2 separate regions of the Mus musculus genome follow, and region 2 is linked to region 1. A link is a loop called in an ENCODE intact Hi-C map of the cell type or tissue named here. Cell type or tissue: heart. All regions are shown on one strand. Each heading gives the region's core, and the rest is flanking DNA. Links, peaks and the distances in the headings are about the cores only.

Region 1 (5,671 bases), core at 399-5,398:
GACCCAGATATAGCTGTCTCTTGTGAGACTATGCCGGGGCCTAGCAAACACAGAAGTGGATGATCACAGTCAGCTATTGGATGGATCACACGGCCCCCAATGCAGGAGCTAGAGATATTACCCAAGGAGCTAAAGGGAACTGCAACCCTATAGGTGGAACAACAATATGAACTAACCAGTACCCCGGAGCTCTTGTCTCTAGCTGCATATGCATCAAAAGATGGCCTAGTCGGCCATCACTGGAAAGAGAGGCCCATTGGACTTGCCAACTTTAGATGCCCCAGTACAGGGGAACGCCAGGGCCAAAAAGGGGGAGTGGGTGGGTAGGGGACTGGGGGGCGGTGGATATGGGGGACCTTTGGGATAGCATTGAAAATGTAAAGGAGGAAAATACCTAATTAAAAAAATTTAAAAAAAAAAACAGGTATGGCTTAACTATTTGCATTTAGATGCAACACAACACATGCATCTGCAGGGATCTCCTTTATTTCCTCATTTTAATTATCCTTACAACTCCAAGGAAAAGATTTACCCTAAAACCCAGTACAGATTCTTCCTTATACCCTGCCCTGTTTTGTCTATTTCCTTTCTGTAATCCTGCCCCCATGCTACAAATCTGAGGAATTTTCCCTATATCTCAGGGCCTTGTTCTTTCCATTTTCTCTGTTCTATCAGGTGTCCTTGCTGCAGCACACCAGAAGTGCTCGTGTGTCTGTGCCTGTGCCTGGCTGGTAACACTTTGCTTGCACGCTTCTGTTGATGTCCTACCCAGCAAGAGCGAATCCTTTGTGGAGGTATCTGGGATCCAAGGATTCCTCCTGCTCCCCTTACAGGCCGTTGCCTGTGCTTCTTTCATCAATACACCATTGCTAGGCGTGAAATGGGCTATTTAGGATTTTAAGAGCCAAATGTAAATGTGCTTAATGAGCCTCGAGGGAGCTGTGGCATGGCCAGGAGAAAAAAAGGCTTTTAGCAGCAGATGCAGACAAAAGTATTGGATTTCAGTCTCCAGGTCTCTTGAAAAGTCAAAGACAGAGAAAATAGAGATCCTGGCCCCTGGTGGGGTAGGAATGAGTCAAAACCTAAATCCGAATGAACAACTGGAGTGTCTTGCCGGGTTTTCTCTGAGGAAAAGGAATTCAGGGAACAGCCAGCCGAACAGTTAGGGACACATGGGCTGAGAGACTGTTTGTCACGGTGTGTAAAGCCGGGATCCTGTTGGGCCAACCCGAAAGAAGTTCAAGGAAGCCTGTGGTGGGGAGAGAAAATGTTGCAGTGGTTTTGAAAAATTTTTATGTGAAAATCGAAAAAAAAAAAGCTAATCTGAGTCTTCAAAAACTTGCCTGGAATCTCCTCTGGGCTCTGTGGAAACATTCATTGTCTCCTTAGTAGTAAACACAAAGGCTAGTTTGGGCATTTCAGAGCATTAGAAATCTGTTGAATGTCTCAAATTTACTCCTCTGTAGCTTGGGGCTGGAGTCTAGGAGACTTCCTGCTTCTGACAATTGTTTTATGCCTTCACCAGGTTGGGCCAACTCTTCCCTAGCATTTTAAAAGTAGCATGTTTCTGAATATAACAACGCTGACACTTGATCCTGGCAGAGAAAGAAATGAAAAAATAACTCATCTTTTTTTTATGTGGCTTTAGGCAAGTCAGTAACTCTTACAGTACCATATGGGTTACTTTCTGTAACAACTGAGAGTCCAGCGTGAGCATCCCTGAGAGGAAGGGGAGGTCGGATCACCCCAGTGTTTCCCAGCGAATACTCACGCTCTTCTCTGTGTGGTTAAGAACCCAGCACTGACTGTGTGGTCCATATTCAAACTGCCCTAGGCACTGTCTGCAGCTCCTATCACAGCCTTTAGTCACTGTCTTTCTCTGGGCACCCATGTGGCCGCTATGGCTGATGACTTCTGCAGAGACAGGGATGAGGCTTTTTCTTATCCGGAAGATCCCCCAAAACAGGTTTTGCACAGGTATTTGCTAATAAGTTTTAAAACATAATACCGTATTCTCGTTCTTATTGAAGGTATATACTTTTTGAAGAGTATGCACCTTTTACAGACATGTCTAAATTTATATTCTAGCCACTACTTGCGACGTGTCACTTAAAATTTTATATGTTCATAAGCTTGAACTCTGTTTGTTTGTTTATTATTGACATTGGGCCAGAAGAATATCGGATTATGTGCTTTTGAACAAGTCACTTGAATGTTAGTGTCTTACTGTTTCTGCCTTTTAAACAAGAGGGGAGTTATACAGTATAGACCAAGACTGAGAATGACAGAGATGTCCACTGTGGTACAGAAGCCAGCAGCATGATTTTAGACAAGCTGCCTGACCTTTCTGAACTTCCATTCCTTTCTCTGTAAGTTGAAGATCAGCTCTCATTTCAGGGCTAATGGGGAAGATAAAGGACATACACATGTTTGATGTGCATGAGTTTGCTTGTGCTGATTAAATGTCCCAAGACCCGCAATGATCCTGATGGCTTTGCTCAAGTAGAAGCCTACAGAGATGTGAGACTGAAAGCCAACTGGAGCAGGGGAGAGGGGATTGGTGAGTCATGGGTGAGCTGGCCCTGGAACTCACTGCCTGGCTGTATCCCCAGGGCAGAGCATTCTCATTGCAAACAGTCAATGGCTGCCAGAGCCACAGGCTGCAGGCCTGGAAGCCAGCCTGGCCCAGAGTCCTCCTACCCCAAGTGTATCTTAAGGACAACAGAGTGATCAACTAGTGAGAAGTCCTCTCAAATTCCTGAATATACTGGACAGATAAGAGATGCCCCACAATGCATGGGGTTCTGATGACCCCAGATTTCAGCAAAAAACTGGGGATCTCAGAATACTGGCATTTACGAACACCCAAAGAAAATACTGAAATTTGATTTACAGAAATTGAAGGCATATGATATTTCTTACAGTAACATGGGAAATATTAGATCTGCTGTAAACTTTGATGTAGATGTTGATTCTGTATTTCCATATTTGAGGGCATGGAAGGGAAGGTGGGTTTTTTAAAACATATTTTTAAATCTTTCCTGATAACAAGTTGACAATTTTTATCAAGTAGCCTTTTTCATTTTTTAAACAACAATTTTATTGTTTAATAAAAATTTATTGTTTAATAAATCTGATGGGCAGATGCTATGGAGAGAATGGTATGTAATGATGTGAAGAGATAGGTCACGGGAGGGAGCAGTTTTAAGACTGAATGAGTGTTATTATTAAAAGAAAGGATAGGCACAAGAGAAATTATGTCTTCACTATGTGAAGATACACAGAGAGGTCTCTGTAGGGCCTTAGCAGCAACCAATTCTACCAGGACCTTGATTCTGAGATTCCCAGGTCCAGAACTGTGAGCAATATATTTCTGTTATGCCATCCACCCTAACCATGGTTTCACTGTAGCAGAGAGCTAAGGCACCTAGACTTCCTGTACATTATCGTTATTTATTCTTTTAGTTGGAATGACCACCTTGAATTTTGTGTAAAGTTATATAGAATAGATTACATATTAAATCAATAAATAGGCAAATGGTTGCTGATCACTAGCATATAATATAAATTGCTGTCAGATATTAGCTTCTTCAGACATATTTGGGAAATAAAATGAATTATTGGGCCGATCCTGACAGAATTTTAGAGCTACTGACAAAATTGTAAATATTATTTTCCATTTTCCTTAGTTTATTTATAAAGTTTTAATTTAATGCTTATAAAATTAGACAAGCCATATGAACTATATATCAATCCTTATTATGTTATTAATGTTATACACACACACATACATATGCACTACTTTCTAATACTAGTGAATAATTGAGACCTCATAGAAGTGAGGTTGCTATTGTTAGCTGTCTCATGACTTATAAACTTCCAACATTGTTCCTAAGCAAAACTGAGAAAGGGTAAGACTTTTCCCCATTTACAGGCTATTAATATTTATTTTTGACTGACAGATCACAATTGCACACATAATATTATATTTTAGTGCATGTAAGCAATATGAGATGTTGAGCTGTAGAGGAATTTTTAATCTAGCAACATGGCTTCTGTGGCAAGGGACCATACCTTCTGGGTTTGTATGATCTGGGTAGAATATGGTCATATCACAGACCTTTAGTCTGGAGTCCTTTAGTACACACCTCTAATCCCAAACAATGAAGAGCAGACAAAGTGACAAATCAGAGAAATATTTGACAAAAGGAGTCAGAAATAAGATAATGCCCATCTCTCAGGAGATAGCTATTTAAGAACAGTGCAGGGAGAGACTAAGTCAGTTCTGTTCCATTCGGTGCAGTTCAGTTGCATGAAGATGAGTTCAGCTGAGTTCATGCAGTTTAGTTCTGTTCAGTTTGGTTAGTTTGGAGACAGTTGGGAATCAGTGCAATGGACTCATTTGTTAGTTCCTGCAGTTCAGTGCAGGTCAGCAGAGGCAGTTGAAGACAGAGAGTAAGAAGGACCCAGAAGATTAGAACAGATTGCTAGAGTTAATTTGAGGCCAAGCAGAACAATTCAGTGAGAAACTGAGATCAGCCGGATTTGAATCAGTCCTCCTGGAGAGGAATTTGGGCCAGAATAGCTGAGTTGAACCAGCCAGCCAGAAAGAACCAGAAAGGGTGAGCTTATTCAGCAGTAAGCTTCCAAGACATCAATTATATTAGGGGAATAAAATCACATTTACATTAAGCTATCATGGGCTTACTTACCTATTATTTTTTTTATGGTGAGACATTTGGAATATGCTATCAGTTAATTACAGTCATACAGTTGATTATTGTTGACTAGTCATCCCCGGTGCAATAAATCTCAATATCTATTCATGTAGCCTGTCTGGGGCTAGTTCTCCATTCCTCCCTCTTCAGCACCTCTAGCCTCTGGCAATCATCATTGTTATTTCTGCTTCTGTGAGTTCAGCTCCTTTTGGATTTCATGTGTAAGTGAGATCACACAGTATGTGTCTCTCTATGCTTGTCGTATTCCATTTACCAAATGTCTTTCACATTCTTGCTTGCATTTTCAAATGACAGGTCTCCCTATTTTAAGGCTAAGTAGTATTCATATGCATATATGTATAAATATTACATTTCCTTTATCCATTCACCCACTGGTGTACAATTAACTAAGTAGCTTGGCTAATGTATATAAGACACTGAACACAGGACTTTAAGTGTCTCTTTTATATATTGATTTCAATTACTCGGTGTGTACAGCCTAAAGTGGTATTACTGTATCATATGACTGGGTGTGTTTGTTTGTTTGTTTGCTGAAGCATTTTCATACCATTCTCCATAATGGCAACACTAATTTATATTTTCATCAACAGCATACAACATGAGTGGTCTTTCCTTTGCATCCTTATGCATTCAGATTCCATCTTATCTCTGACAGAAGCCAGAGGTGTGAGGAAGTGTTTATTTCACTATGGGTTTGACTCACATTTCCCATTGATGAGTCACAGAGCATCTTTTTATTTACCTATTACACTCGTGTGCTTTCTTCTGAGAAATGCCTCCTTAAGACTTTTTAAAATTAGTTATTTGTGGTTTGCTACTGAGTCATTTGATTGCCTTATAAGATTTGAATATTAACCCCTTCTTTTCTTTCGCTGTTATAGCTTTTTTTTCTTTAGTGTGGATCTCATTTCACCTCGTGGGGCTATGGGATA
Region 2 (5,671 bases), core at 199-5,198, 150 kb after region 1:
AAAAAAAACAAAAAAAACCCACATGTCTGTTCTCAGTAAAATATCCTCCCACATGTCTGCTTCAGCAAAAACATCCTCTCATAAGACAGTTTTTAAGAAAAAAAATCACATCACACAACTGAGACTCCAAAAGAAACCAGGAATTGCCTCTTCAAGAAAATATGCAGTACTTGTCCATGTGATATATTTCCAGATTCACCCTTTCCTACAAATGCCATGATTTAATTTTCCTTTATGGCTAAATAAAATTCCACAATGTGTATGCATAACATATTCTTAATTCATTCCTCTGTGATGGACAACTAAGCTGGTTCCACTTCTCAGCTGTTGTGAATTCAGTAGCAATTCAGTGCAGGTTGCAGGTTTCTTTGTACTAGGATTAGATTAGTGTTGCAGTTAGATATCCTGGCTTCTGAAATCTTAGTCATGTTCCAAGAAGCTTTATAAACGATGCATGGAAGGACAATAGAAATAAGAACAATGGTTCAAGCAAATAGCACACTCCTTGGGGGGCTGTATGGCATCTTGTATCTCAATATGGAAGCAGAAGGCAGTAGAGTTGTTCAACTTGAAGAACTCCTCAAAATAGACTCCATGAATTAGCACGTTATAATCCACGACATCCACAGGGCAGGACTGTAAAAGAGTCACGTAGTATTCTTAGCAGAATACTTAGATTATAGTTGTTGATATCTGTAATATCTTTCAAAGTATTTTACAGTAGTTACGTCTCTGAATCCCCCCAAATACATGGCCAGGAAATAGAACAGACCATCTTAGATTTGAGGCCACAGATGTTTCCTGTACAAAATGAAATTGTCCAAAGCCCGGTAGAAGTGGGATTTAATGCTGAATTTTATGGCCTTCTCCCTAGACTTTTCTGCTAGGGAGTTTCTGACAGGCAGAGGAGCTCATCAAGTAACCGTGGAAAGGCCAACAGGAGAGATGATTGTGGCCACAGAAACATTTCCATGTCACTCAAATTGTACCTACTAATTTTCTATCTTCCCCATCTCCACTTTCTATTTGTTTTTACAAAAATGTCTGAGTAGTCAATGCAATCAAAGTCTCTCACAGAACTTTTTATAATAACAAGCTCTTTGCCTGAGGGAAACTCAGGGTAGCCATTTGTCTGCTGGAAGCCAGTAGCGGAAGTTTTCTTCAGAGAGGAGCTGGTGTACACCTTACAGATTCCTGGTGTTTTGCAAGAGAATAAGATTGTACAGGAGTAGAAATGTGCTGCTGTTATAAATATTTACCTTTCATAGAGGTTTTGTGTGAATTAAGAGAGTTGAATAGCATGATTTTATGTGAGGAGGTGACAGTTTATTCTCTGAAATAGCCAGGTGATACTGCTCAAGTCTCCAGAGATAAAATAAAGTTTCCAAAGGGTGTAACAGTGCCCGTGTCAGTGTCATAGCCACTTGTTTTTCCTTTGATTCTGCTTTTATCATCGAAGGACCCAACCCATTTGGCAAAGTTTTAATGAAGAAGAATGTGTAGCAGGAAATGCATGGAAGTCAGAGCACCGAGCGAGCAGAATGTTTATTCAGCTATTTAGTTTTGGCCAAATCCTTTAAAAATCTGACAGCAAGCACAACTCAGGGATGCTCAGGAATTTGGTGTCATTTAAGAATGCTTCGGAAGGACTACTTTTCAGGATTAGAGTTCAATTAGAATTTTAATTTATACTTGTTTTATTTGCATAACAAGGTTATGAATGATGAAGCAGCTAGAGCCAGACTCATTGGCTCCAAGGGTTGCAATTTAAGTCCAGAGTATTTTCCAAAAGAGAGGGCGGGAGCGGGGGAATTCACTCTCAATATGCATAGCTTGCTGAAACCTGAGTTTCTCAGATCATCTTCCTTGGGCTCTCATATCTGTGAGAATGAAGGCAAAGCAGGAGGCAGCATGGCCGATTTGGAGAATGGATTAGCTTTCTTAAGTGCACAGGGAATATGGCTGCGAAGCAGAAACACTCCCATGATGCCCGGTTGGCTGCCTGGCGTTTCCAGGGCTGCCTGCTTTCTGCAGGAAAAAGATAGACCGGTAGACAGTTACACCATACTAATACTCTATTATTTTCTAACATCATGAGTTCGTTCTGAAATGAAAGTGTCAGCAATTGAGCTTTGCTTCTATCACTGTTGTTCTTCAAGTTTGCATAAAGTAAGGGGCGGGGGAGTGCAGTTCTCAGAGATTCTTAGTTTACTTTATGACCCTGCCCATATTCTAACAAGGTGTCTCTGACATAGGGATAGCCCGGTCTAGCCTGTCTTCTTGGATGTAAGGAGACAGAATATCTAACACTTATGTCACTGATTATACACATATCAAGAAGCCCTTTGGGCTTGGCTTTTTATTTTTATTTTATTTTTTTTGACTATATTTCTTATTGTTTTAATTTCACCTAAATTCACAGGAAATTCTACACACGTCAAAGGGAGCAAAAAGTTTGCTCTCCACGTTTATCCGAGGCGGTTACTTAGAAGGGGCCTGCCGTGGTCCATCTTTAATAGTGATCTTCATCTTTGTTTTTGGAGAAATGGCTGGAGTTTGAAGCACCGGGAAGATCATGATGGGTGATCTATTTAGGATCGGAAGCATTTTGAACATCCCACACATGACCACTTGTTCTAACTAAGCACAAGAGGTTTGCACACAAACTTTGCGGGGCCTAATGTATTGATAAAATTATCGAAAGAGTAGGCTCCAATGTGATTGCCTTGCTTTAAGGCAGCCTGAGGCAAGGGACCTAGTTGGAAATTGCCATTTGGTTTTCCAATCCATTAAGGGCCCGGGAGATTTGCCCTTTGCTGCCAGTTTCACTTTCAATTTCACATTGACACTTCCTTTAATTTTGTTTAGGAAACCGAGTTACCAAGCTACAGACGTGACGGAGTTAGAAGCGGATAAGCTTCCAGCGATAGTGCAGCTTAGAAAGGGAGAAAACTATTGTACATCCAGCGTTCTCTGGGGAGGGTAAGCCTGGACTTTTCCCGCTGTTTCCTGGTTGGCAGCTGCAGAGAAGAGACCTAGTGGCTCTGCATTCTCTTTTAAGAGGGTAACCCCCCCCTCCCCCCCAGCCCCTTGTGGCTAAGGCAGGCCTCCTCGCAAAAAGCATCTCAGATACCAACTGGCGATAGCTCAGGTATCAGAAGGAAAAGAAAGGGGAACAATTCCTTCAGGCTATCAAAGCACTGTTTTCTCTTTCACCTTGGTGAGCATCTGAAAGACATGCCTATGCTTTCAGTCTTGGGGAAAGTGATCCCCTTTGCTGATCTCTCTGGAGATGAGGGATCGACCAGTTTCCTACGTGCCCCTGATGGCAGAGAACAGTTCCAGGAAACAAGGAGCCGGACACACTCCACTTTGTGTTTACTAACGCGCTGCATGCAGCCAGCAGGTAGCTTGCTGTAATGGCTGTCAAGGGTACAAAAAATATTTTATACCTTATTTTAAAAATAGTACATTTATCCTAGCAGTCCCCACTTTCTGGAAGATAAAGCTGATTTGTCATTTGCAATTGAAATAAGAAAAGTCCATTCTTGATAGAAGTTGAAGAGGGGAGTCACCTGAAAGTACTAAAGAAATAGCTGAGACAGGTATCTATGAAGTCCTGGTAAATTCTAGTATGTAAATTGGGTTAGGAGATGTGGACACAGGCCATAGCACAGAGGATCCAGAGGGGGAAAATAATTTGAAATTTCTTAATTTAAAAATCGTTCGTAGGTCTATATGCTATATAAATATCACACAAAGAGGTTGTGGTCTGACCCTCCCTGGTCTCTCACAACTTCAGCTTCTAGAAGATGCCATTATTAGAAATGCTATCAGGAGTTTAAAATTCACAGCGTGGATTTTAAAATGAGCAAAAGGCAGTGTTCAGCTCTGGGCTTATAAAGCTCATACTTGATGTGTCTGTTGAATATTTGAAACTAATTCTACAGCATGGAGCTGTGAGAACCCATTTGCTTTCCTGATTTAGTGCCTCTAAATCCATTCATTTCCATGCCTGGAGCTAATATTGTTTCCTTACGCCCAATTCAACTGGGTAACACCCTGGGAGGCTTTATGAAATTACCAATACCAAAGGACAAGTGCAGCTATTCATTAATTAGAAGAGACAATTTATAGAGACAAAAAAAATAGAAAGTGCAAACTTTGTATTTATTTATTCATTAAAATATGCCAAACCCTGCCCCCTGGAAGATAGGAAGATAGCCACATTTGAGAAAAATACGAGAGGAGGCAGAGCAGTCACCATGTCCTTCCAGTGTGAGTGTGTGCTATTTGTAGCATCCCCTAGGAAGCATTACTGGAGATCGGTGGTGTTTGGCAGTTGTGGGTTTGATTCTTAGTGTTTCCTATACACTAAGCCATATGATACTGGATCTCTCCATTCTAAGTCATAGTTTCCTCAGCTATGAAAAGGGAATAATGGCTCTCTTTTAAAGAGGCTGCTTTGGGACTAATTTAAAAAAGAGTATAAAATGGTGGCTAAAGATACTCGAGTGTTGCCTGGTTCTCTCTTTTCATTAACTACACTTGGAACCACTGAATTTGGCACATTTTTATGTTGATCTATTGTATTCTTTTTAAAATTCTGCCTTTGTAAGTCCACTGTGGGGACATTGTCTTACTGTTGTGCCATCTTCAGCTTTGAATCTGCAATCAATGTCCACAGCTGATTAGACGGGGGGTGGGGGTGGGGGTGGGGAAGGTGACTAGGACAGGCGGCACTTTACTGGAAGCTCTGTGGAGTCAAGGGACCTTAGCCATTTCCTAGAGCATGCCTTCAGCATGAATCATGGCAGCCTGCAACAGAATCTCGGGTCGATGGATTTGCAGACAAATAACCCCACCATTTATTCTAGTTCTCAGTGTCTTGGCTACCCTGGTACCAACATCCACCTGTATATGGTATATCTGTATATGGTATATCTGTATATGGTATGTCTGTATATGGTATATCTATCTGTATATGGTATATCTGTATATGGTATATCTGTTGTAACTGTTGGTAATCCCTGTTCTCTTTATGACTTCCATGAAGACAAGAGGGTAATCACTGTTCTTTGTAAAATGTTTCTTTGCCTTTTGTTTTCTACACATTGTATACGTCTATAGAAACCAGGAGTTTTGTGTCTGTTTTCAAGACATTTGGGGGTCTGATTCTGGATTCAGTTCTTGCTGATTGCTGCTACAAGAAAATCATCAGATACAATAGGAGCAAGTCTTTAAAACCGTGTATCTGCGGAGTGGTGCTTCAGTGGGGAAGACACTGTGACTAAGCTATTAGGAGAGTTCAGTTCTTATAAAATGAGAAATTCTGAAGTCAATTTTATAATTAAGCCTCAATTCAGCAAGATTTCAAAAAACGTGAAGCTTTTACTGAAATGGCACTCGAAAAGATGTTCCAGTTTGTCTCATTTCATGTGATTTAAAGCCAGTTATATGTTCTAACAGTACTGGGTTTGGTTGTTCTAGTTGATTTTCTCCTGCTGTGGTAAAACACTGACCATAAGCAATTTAGGAAAGAAAAGAGTTGATTTAGGTTAGAATTTCAGGCCACAGCTCTTTATTTAGGGAGGCCAGGATAGACAGACAGTCAAGAAGAATCCATTGAGGGACATCACTCATTGGCTCACTCACTGGCTAGTCTAACTAG

The links. A loop is a pair of places that touch in the nucleus more often than their neighbours do. Peaks named below come from ENCODE experiments on the same cell type or tissue, not always from the same donor. Only the 100,000 strongest peaks of a DNase experiment are listed, where the experiment ranks them.
Region 2: it touches region 1 in a loop (2.2-fold over the local background); 2 of 42 quality-filtered maps call a loop at or near these places.

What each region holds. Positions count from the first base shown.
Region 1 is chr2:48,476,770-48,482,440 of GRCm38, reverse strand. No RefSeq gene overlaps it. Among named protein-coding and RNA genes, the nearest start is that of Gm13481, 22 kb to the right of the region's middle. In heart, for the core only: no CTCF peak of the experiment used is centred there; a DNase peak (open chromatin) is centred at 2,580.
Region 2 is chr2:48,330,274-48,335,944 of GRCm38, reverse strand. All of the region lies in intron 1 of Gm13481 (predicted gene 13481), which reads left to right. Among named protein-coding and RNA genes, the nearest start is that of Gm25338, 51 kb to the left of the region's middle. In heart, for the core only: a CTCF peak has its summit at 3,067; a DNase peak (open chromatin) is centred at 2,894; H3K4me3 peaks cover 534 bases; H3K27ac peaks cover 704 bases.